Linked DNA regions of Homo sapiens: region 1 is linked to region 2. A link is a contact called in ENCODE Hi-C or POLR2A ChIA-PET data. All regions are on one chromosome and are shown on one strand. The core of a region is the stretch at or near the end of the contact, and the rest is flanking DNA. Distances in the headings are between cores, read along the strand shown.

The links. A loop is a pair of places that touch in the nucleus more often than their neighbours do. ChIA-PET counts read pairs that join two places held with the same protein, here RNA polymerase II (POLR2A). Pooled maps may share reads with other maps.
Region 1: a map of PC-3 shows a loop between it and region 2 (6-fold over the local background). The contact joins two enhancer-like sites. A Hi-C loop is called at or near these places in 2 of 168 maps with a recorded cell type or tissue (PC-3 and endothelial cell of umbilical vein) and 1 of 50 pooled maps. POLR2A ChIA-PET finds 5 or more read pairs at or near these places in 2 of 52 experiments (BJ and RWPE1).

What each region holds. Positions count from the first base shown.
Region 1 is chr10:28,086,851-28,090,634 of GRCh38, reverse strand. It overlaps MPP7 (MAGUK p55 scaffold protein 7), which reads left to right. Exons shown (of 17, transcript NM_001318170.2): 12 at 794-964. Among named protein-coding and RNA genes, the nearest start is that of SNORD130, 15 kb to the right of the region's middle. RefSeq lists an enhancer at 629-1,828. Within about 2 kb of position 2,491, at least 4 of the 41 ENCODE cell types and tissues checked have a DNase peak (open chromatin) inside an H3K27ac peak, as active enhancers do; they include PC-3, where a contact is called at or near this core.
Region 2 is chr10:28,052,064-28,056,004 of GRCh38, reverse strand. It overlaps MPP7 (MAGUK p55 scaffold protein 7), which reads left to right. Exons shown (of 17, transcript NM_001318170.2): 17 at 1,761-3,941. The coding sequence ends at 1,940. Among named protein-coding and RNA genes, the nearest start is that of SNORD130, 19 kb to the left of the region's middle. Within about 2 kb of position 1,569, at least 5 of the 41 ENCODE cell types and tissues checked have a DNase peak (open chromatin) inside an H3K27ac peak, as active enhancers do; they include PC-3, where a contact is called at or near this core.

The DNA.
Region 1 (3,784 bases), core at 1,242-3,741, 34 kb before region 2:
AACAATAGATGCTGCCTGTGCCATGGGTACGTTGTGAGGTTATGCTTAGGATGTAATAGAAACTTTGTTCATGTTCATGAATGAGAGAACTTATTGTTTACATTTAAAATGCTTTTACAGTGTTTTTAACTTTTTCATATCAAATGTGTTTACCAATCAGTTCTTGATAAATTATGATTTTTGACTTATTTTGCTTTATTATAGTTATTTTACTCAATGATTTTTCAACAGAGCTCTTTATTGTTTAAACCAAATAAAATTTACATTATTATAACTACATAAATAAATATTAAATCTAAGTTATTGTTTTTATAAAATTGTGTACTATTATTTTTTTCTTACTGAATGCATTTCTAACAATATTATGATGAATAGGCCAGGCACAGTGGCTCATGCCTGTAATCCCAACACTTTGGGAAGCTAAACTGGGGGGATTGCTTGAGGCCAGCAGTTCAAACCAGCCTGGGCAACGTAGCAAGACCCTGTCTCTACAAAGTATTTTAAAAATTAACCAGCCGTGGTGATGTGTGCCTGTAATCCCACCTGCCTGGGAGCCTGAGGTGGGAGGATCGCTTGAGCCCAGGAGTTCAACACTGCAGTAAGCTGTGATGGCGCCACTGCTCTCCAGGTTGGGCAACAGAGTGAGACCCTGTCTCTAAAACATTAGGGTTTTAACTTTAAAAACCCAATATTATGGTAAATAAAATCCAACCCAACTCTGAGGGTTTTTTTTTTTTGAGGGTTTCTTTTTTGGTTGATGTTACTAAAAATATATTTATTTTAATATTTGCAGCTGGTTTTAGAAAAAGTTTTCGTCTTAGTAGAAAAGATAAGAAAACAAATAAATCCATGTATGAATGCAAGAAGAGTGATCAGTACGACACAGCTGACGTACCCACATACGAAGAAGTGACACCGTATCGGCGACAAACTAATGAAAAATACAGACTCGTTGTCTTGGTTGGTAAGTGCTTGTTTCTGTGAGTAATTCTGAGGAAATGAGTGAGCTAGTAAGAATTTCTCTTCAAAGTGAATCATACTTGAAGTTTTCAAGCTAAAAATCTCCTCCCCTTCAACACCTTTTGTCTTGTCTCTGAAACAAAATCTTTAGTTTTTTGTACGTAATTGACTTGCAGAGACTTTTAAGACATTTCTGAAGAACGGTACTGTCGTTTTAGTGGAACCTTTGTCAAGTGGGGATAGCAAACACTGTTGTAATATATGAAGCATACATCAGGGCAATTAAATAATAGAAGTGAATATTTTTGAACACAATGCAAGTTCGTTTCAAAGCATTTTGAGGCAGCAGCATGGTACAAGCTTCAGATGGCATTTAGACCTTCAGTGAAATAAAGTATTACAGCAGAGTTCTAGGATATTTCAAGCTAGAGAGTCAGCAAAGTCGCTTTAAAGTTGATAATTGGCTGGGTGCCGTGGCTCACACCTTTAATCCCAGCACTTTGGGAGGCCAGGGTGGGAGGATCACTTGAGGTCAGGAGTTTGAGACCAGCCTGGCCATCATGGTGAAGCCCCATCTCTACAGTGAAGCCCCATCTCTACATTGAAGCCCCATCTCTACAAAAATACAAAAATTAGCCAGGCGTGGTAGCACAGTCCTGTAGTCCGAGCTACTCAGGAGGCTGAGGCAGAAGAATCCCTTGAACCTGGGAGGTGGAGGTTGCAGTGAGCCAAGATCGCGCCACTGCACTCCAGCCTGGGTGACAGAGCGAGACTCTGTCTCAAAATAAAAAGGCAGTTAATAAAGGAATGTGGGTATTTTCACAAACATCGATTGCCTTGACTCAGATTTGCATCCTAGCATCTATCTTGTGCACCCTTCACAGATGTGAGTAGCCACAAGCTCCATGTATCTTCACTTCATCCTCAATGCATTTCTTTAAAAATGTAGCGAGAGATATTTAAACTTCCAGGATCAAAGCCAATGATTTTAGAAAAGTTTTGGAGTAGAAGAGCATGGTGTCTCTTAGTGTTAGTACATTCTCACACTGCTATAATTACCTGAGACTGGGTAATTTATGAAGAAAAGAGGTTTAATTGACTCACAGTTCCACAGGCTATATAGGAAGCATGACTGGGAGCCCTCAGGAAACTTAACAAGCATGGCAGAAGGTGAAGGGGAAACAGGAGCGGGCTTCACATGGCAGCAGGGGAGAGAGAGAGTGAGAGCGACAGGGGACGTGCCACATACTTTTAAACCATCAGATCTCCTGAGAACTCATTATCGTGGGAATATCATGGGAGAAATCTACCTCTGTGATCTAGCTACCTCCCACCAGGTCCCTCCCCCAGCATTGAGAATTACAGTTCAACATGAGACTTGGGTGGGGACACAGAGCCAAACCATATCACTCTTGTTAATTGTTCTTTTATAAACTCGTGATGATACTTATGGAAATGAGAATCAATGGAGAACCTGAGAATTACCCCATCTTAGTAAGATGGAGTCCTTTGAAAGGTTACAACCCATGCTGTTCATTGAGAAATGGTGGGTGACTCATGGGAAATGATGCAATTTCTCACATCTGTAGGTCCTGGAAGTGAACACTAGCATCATTACATATTAAGATTGTTTGCATTATTTTGAAACACATATTCACATACTTCAAAAGAAATTCAAAATTTCCTTTATTAATAATGTCCACATCTCCTAATTCATTTATACTGAGCCTCCTCAAGGAGGAGGAGGAAGAATTTATTTATAGCTTACAGTGCCCTGCTTCTCATCCTTATAGAGGTGTGCTGAGAGAACATGCATTTCCCAGCTCAATGGGGCTACCTGAGACCTCCTGCTCCTCTCCCACCTCACTGTCCCTTCTGTGCTGCCTCCTTCACCAGCACAGATCACAGCAACATCTCTTCTGTCCCTGTTGCCTCTTCTCCTCAGCCAAGGGGAAAGACATGTAATAAAATGGCATTGAGGCTGGGCGCAGTGGCTCATGCCTGTAATCCCAGCGCTTTGGGAGGCTAAGCCAGGAGGATCACTTGAGGTCAGGAGTTCAAGACCAGCCTGCCCAACATGGCAAGACCCTGTCTCTACTAATAGTATAAAAATTAGTCAGGTGTAGTGGCAGGCGCCTGTAGTCCCAGCTTCTTGGGAAGCTGAGGCACAAGAATTGCTTGAACCTGGGAGGCAGAGGTTGCAGTGAGCTGAGATTGCATCACGGTACTCCAGCCGGGGCAACAGAGCAAGATTCTCTAATTAAAAAAAGAAAGAAAGAAAAAAAAAGGCATGTGTTAGTCTGTTGTGTGTTGCTGTAAAGGAATACCTGAGATTGGGTAATTCATAAAGAAAAATGATTTGTTTGGCTGATGGTTCTAATAGCTGGAAGTTTGGGCATCTGGCGAGGGCCTCATGCTGCTTTGACTTGTGGAAGGCGAAGGGAATCCTGTGTGTGCAGAGATCACGTGGAGAGAGAGGAAGCAGGAGTGGTGGGATGTCAGGCTGTTTTTAACAACCAGCTTTCTTGGGGGACAAATAGAGTGAAAACTCACTCACTGCCTCACGCCAGGGAGGGCATTAATCTATTCATGAGGGATCTGCTCTTATGACCCAAACACCTCTCCTTGGGCCCCACTTCCAATGCTGGGATCAAATTTCAACACGCAATTTGGGGGGACAAACATCGAGACTATAGCTAGAGGGAAAAATAAAATGGGAAACTTCATTATCTTGGAGGCCACCTCTCCAGATTTGACTCCATCTACACTCTGCCTGGTTTTGTTTGCCTTTCAGAGTCCCTAGGTTGTTGCCTTTTGTGCGCTG
Region 2 (3,941 bases), core at 320-2,819:
GCATGTACTTGGGAAGAGTATAATAGATACAAAAATCAGTGAAAGAATTGTATTTAGGTACATACCTTTTGAACAGTTACACTTCTTGTGCTTTGGTGAATGGATCTTCATATTCAATTGACTCAAAACTATTTTGTATACTATTATGTGAACATTTCATACTATTGTAGGCTGAACATTTGTATAAAATCTAGACCAATTAATTTTCAGAGCAGCCTTATTTTTAAAGCTAAAAATACCATCAGTAACTGTTACTCATTAAGAGTCCAAATGAAAAATTTAATAATGTGCCTTGCTTGTCTCCTTGTGTCAACAATTATATTTAGCACAGCAAAAGAAAATCACTATTTTGGGTATAGGATAAGTAGACCAATATTATTCAGCAATAATATTTGTATTTTCTATGAGTGTTATTGGAAATGATGATTGTGGTATATTCATGACTATTATGGGTTCTGGCAAGACCTTTTATTGTTTTTCTTCTTAATCTTAATATATTCTACCTTTGGACCAAAAATCAAAAGCAAAGAAATTAAATGTGAAGAGCTTATTTTTTTCTTGCCCCTCTTAATTAGCTCATCATTAACTTTAGTTTATATTAATTTATGAACTGTTCATTGTGGTTACAAAATACAGATCACATTTCTGATTCCCAGTATATTTGATAAATACCTTTTTTTACATGCCAACAGTACATATCCGTTCTGAGTAGGTACTGTCATACAATGTTAGTTACTCAGGCTCTTGATCAACACTAAAATTAAATTTTCTGTTATTGTGAAATCTTATGTGACAATGAAATGCAGACTCAAATTATTTCAGCATGTTGCAACATAAAGATTTATTGTACTATTTAGACATTTTAAAGGTTTCTCAACGAAGATAAGAAAGGATCACATATTCTTAGGATTTGGCTCTCTTACATTTATGTTATATAGCCAACTAAAATACTTCCTGGCTTTAAAAATGTGAGACACGAAGGCTCCTGAAACACTTTTAATGAGACATCGAAGGAACGTGGTAATCAGCCGGGCGTGGTGGCTCATGCCTGTAATCCCAGCACTTTGGGAGGCCGAGGCAGGTGGGGATCACTTGAGGTCAGGAGTTCCAGACCAGCCTGGTGAACATGGAGAAAATCCATCTGTACTAAAAATACAAAAATTAGCCAGGTGTGGCGGCACGCTCCTGTAATTCCAGCTACTCGGGAGGCTGAGGCAGGAGAATTGCTAGGACCCCGGAGGCAGAGGTTGCGGTGAGCCAGGATTGCACCACTGCACCCCAACCTGGGTGACAGAGTGAGACTCTATCTCAAAACAAAAAACAAAAAACATGGTAATCATCCTTTTACAAATTTGTCCAACTCTGAAAAAGGAGTTTATATTATAAATTCCTTCCTATGAATAAGCATAAATAATGCAGCCAAAACATCAGAGTAAACAATTCTTTTCTCCAATAGCTATTTTAATACTGACATTTCCCCATAATGATGACTAGTGACTCATTATCCTGCAATTCAGTTAAGGCAGGAGTTTTGACTCTTGCCAGAGTAGTTTTTTGTTACAAGCAAATCATAGAAATAGTATTAGAAATTATGGCTTCTGAAGCACTTGTGGTTAAAGAGGATGACTTTTATTTCTGGCTGAGGGGAAAGACTGAACACAGAACAGCATTAGGTAAACCAATTGTAGAATGTTTGCATTGATATGAAGTGAGGTAATGGCCTGGTTAACCAATTATTTTTTTAATACTTCCTTTTGTAGGAAGAAGATTTTCAAGAAATGATTAAATCTGCACAGATAATGGAAAGTCAATATGGTCATCTTTTTGACAAAATTATAATAAATGATGACCTCACTGTGGCATTCAATGAGCTCAAAACAACTTTTGACAAATTAGAGACAGAGACCCATTGGGTGCCAGTGAGCTGGTTACATTCATAACTAAGAGAAATTTCCATAATTGTCTTTTTCTATAGAGTGCATGATGAAATCAATTACAGTTTTGGTAGTAGGGTTTTTAAATCTATATCACTGTCATAGATGTACAATCTTGGTTCAAGTTGAATGCTGGTTTTGTTTGTATCTTTTTACAGCCTTATTTCAAACGCCATGTGTTAGTATAAGATCCGAAATCAAAATATGCACAGTACTGTATTCTAAGCAAAACCTCAAACCTTCTCGTTGTCTTCAATACCGCTCTATCTCCAAGATGAGGCTGAAATTTTCAGAGAGACTTAGCTAGAGGCTTAGTATGTATGGGAGTTCAGCGCTTCTGCTGGTCTCAGGTGTGGCTGCTGCTGTCGAGTTTGAATGTTAGCTGTTGAAGGTATCAATTCAGCAGCCATGAGCAGCTCCAGACAGACAGGTGAGCTCTGCTGTTTCTGGGTGGATCATCACAGATTTAGCCGGGCAGGCAGTAAGGTGTCCTCTTACTATTCAAAAAGTGTAGACTTTCTTACATATTCGCAATACGTTCACAGTGTGTGCATTTTAAAATAATTCTTAAAGGAGTAACTGAAATTTTACCTTGAGTGAATGGCCTTCATAATATAGCTTGAGAAGTCCTTTTGAGTACCTGTCAGTGACTCAACAACATTTAATAAGGGAAAGTAGACTTTTAACAGTTATTATATATGTAACGAAAAGCCTTTCCTTTGGGATTAATATAAGTAAGAATGGTAGCCTTGTGGCAAGAAATGATTACAAAGGATATTTTTATTTGTAATTCCTCAGAAGACAATTTATGAAGTCACCCAAAATGTTATTTTAGCTGGTTTTGGATTTTTCCAATAAATTAGAAGAAGGATTTCTATTCTAAAACATGTAAAACCTGTTTTACATATTACTGATACAATTAAAGATTATTTTTCATCTATGTGCAATAGATCACCCCTCTTTAAATTGCTCTAAGATTTATTTTAGAAAACTTTTCATGTGATGTTATTTCTTTGTCATCAAAATGCTTGTTAACACTGTCCAGACACCATCCTAACCTTGCCATTGTTAAAGAAGTTTAGGAAAGACTCTTATATTGTAAATATTTAGATGGGTTCTCTCACTTTTCTTTGATACTACTGATTTTCAGCAAGTGAATTATATAATTCAAAATGCTAGAAATGTCTATCCGTTCTATAAGAGAGCATATCCTGCCGTTCTTGCATGCAGTGAAGCCCTGCCCGTCGAAAATCATTGCATCTGTGACTTTCAAAGTGGAAAAAAAAATGTTATTTTTTTGTTGATTTGTAAAGAGAGTTTAAATGTCATGTGAAAAAAAATAGAATGTAGTAAAATTCTATATATTTATGAAATATTTTAAAGGCATATTTTTTTAAATATCAAACGGGGCTATTCATAAAATAAACTGATTGTATGTCAAGATGTCCTAATTTAAAAGAGTAGTTTTATAAATCATGGTCAACATTCCATGTAAATATTTGAGCTTTACAAAGATAGATCCAAGTGTGCGATCTGTGCACTGCACATTTGATAGCATTATTCACTGGTTTTCCTTCATACTTGTCAAGTTCATATTAGAAGCAGAGACAAAAACCACTCCAATGGCCTTGACACATAGTCACACCAAAATAGATAATCAGACTAAGTATTATATAACAACGTGATCCAGACAGTGAGTTCTAAGTGTATTAATTAAATAGCAAAAAATTTTGTTTTTAAAAAATGAAAGAGGGAGGGTTGCCAACCTGAAGTCTTAAGTAGATTGTTTGGGTAGCATATTTCCTTCTTTGAACATTGTCTGAAATTTTCTATAAATCAAGACTTCTTGTACAAAGAATGATGGGACATATGTAATAATTCAGGCAATCACCTGAGTAATTTAGGCAGTCCAAATTCTTTACCCTGAAATACCCACATTTTAAAAAAATTGCAGATAATTGCTTCAGTTATTTACTTTGGGGACAGAGATATAGTGTAAAGTGGGAG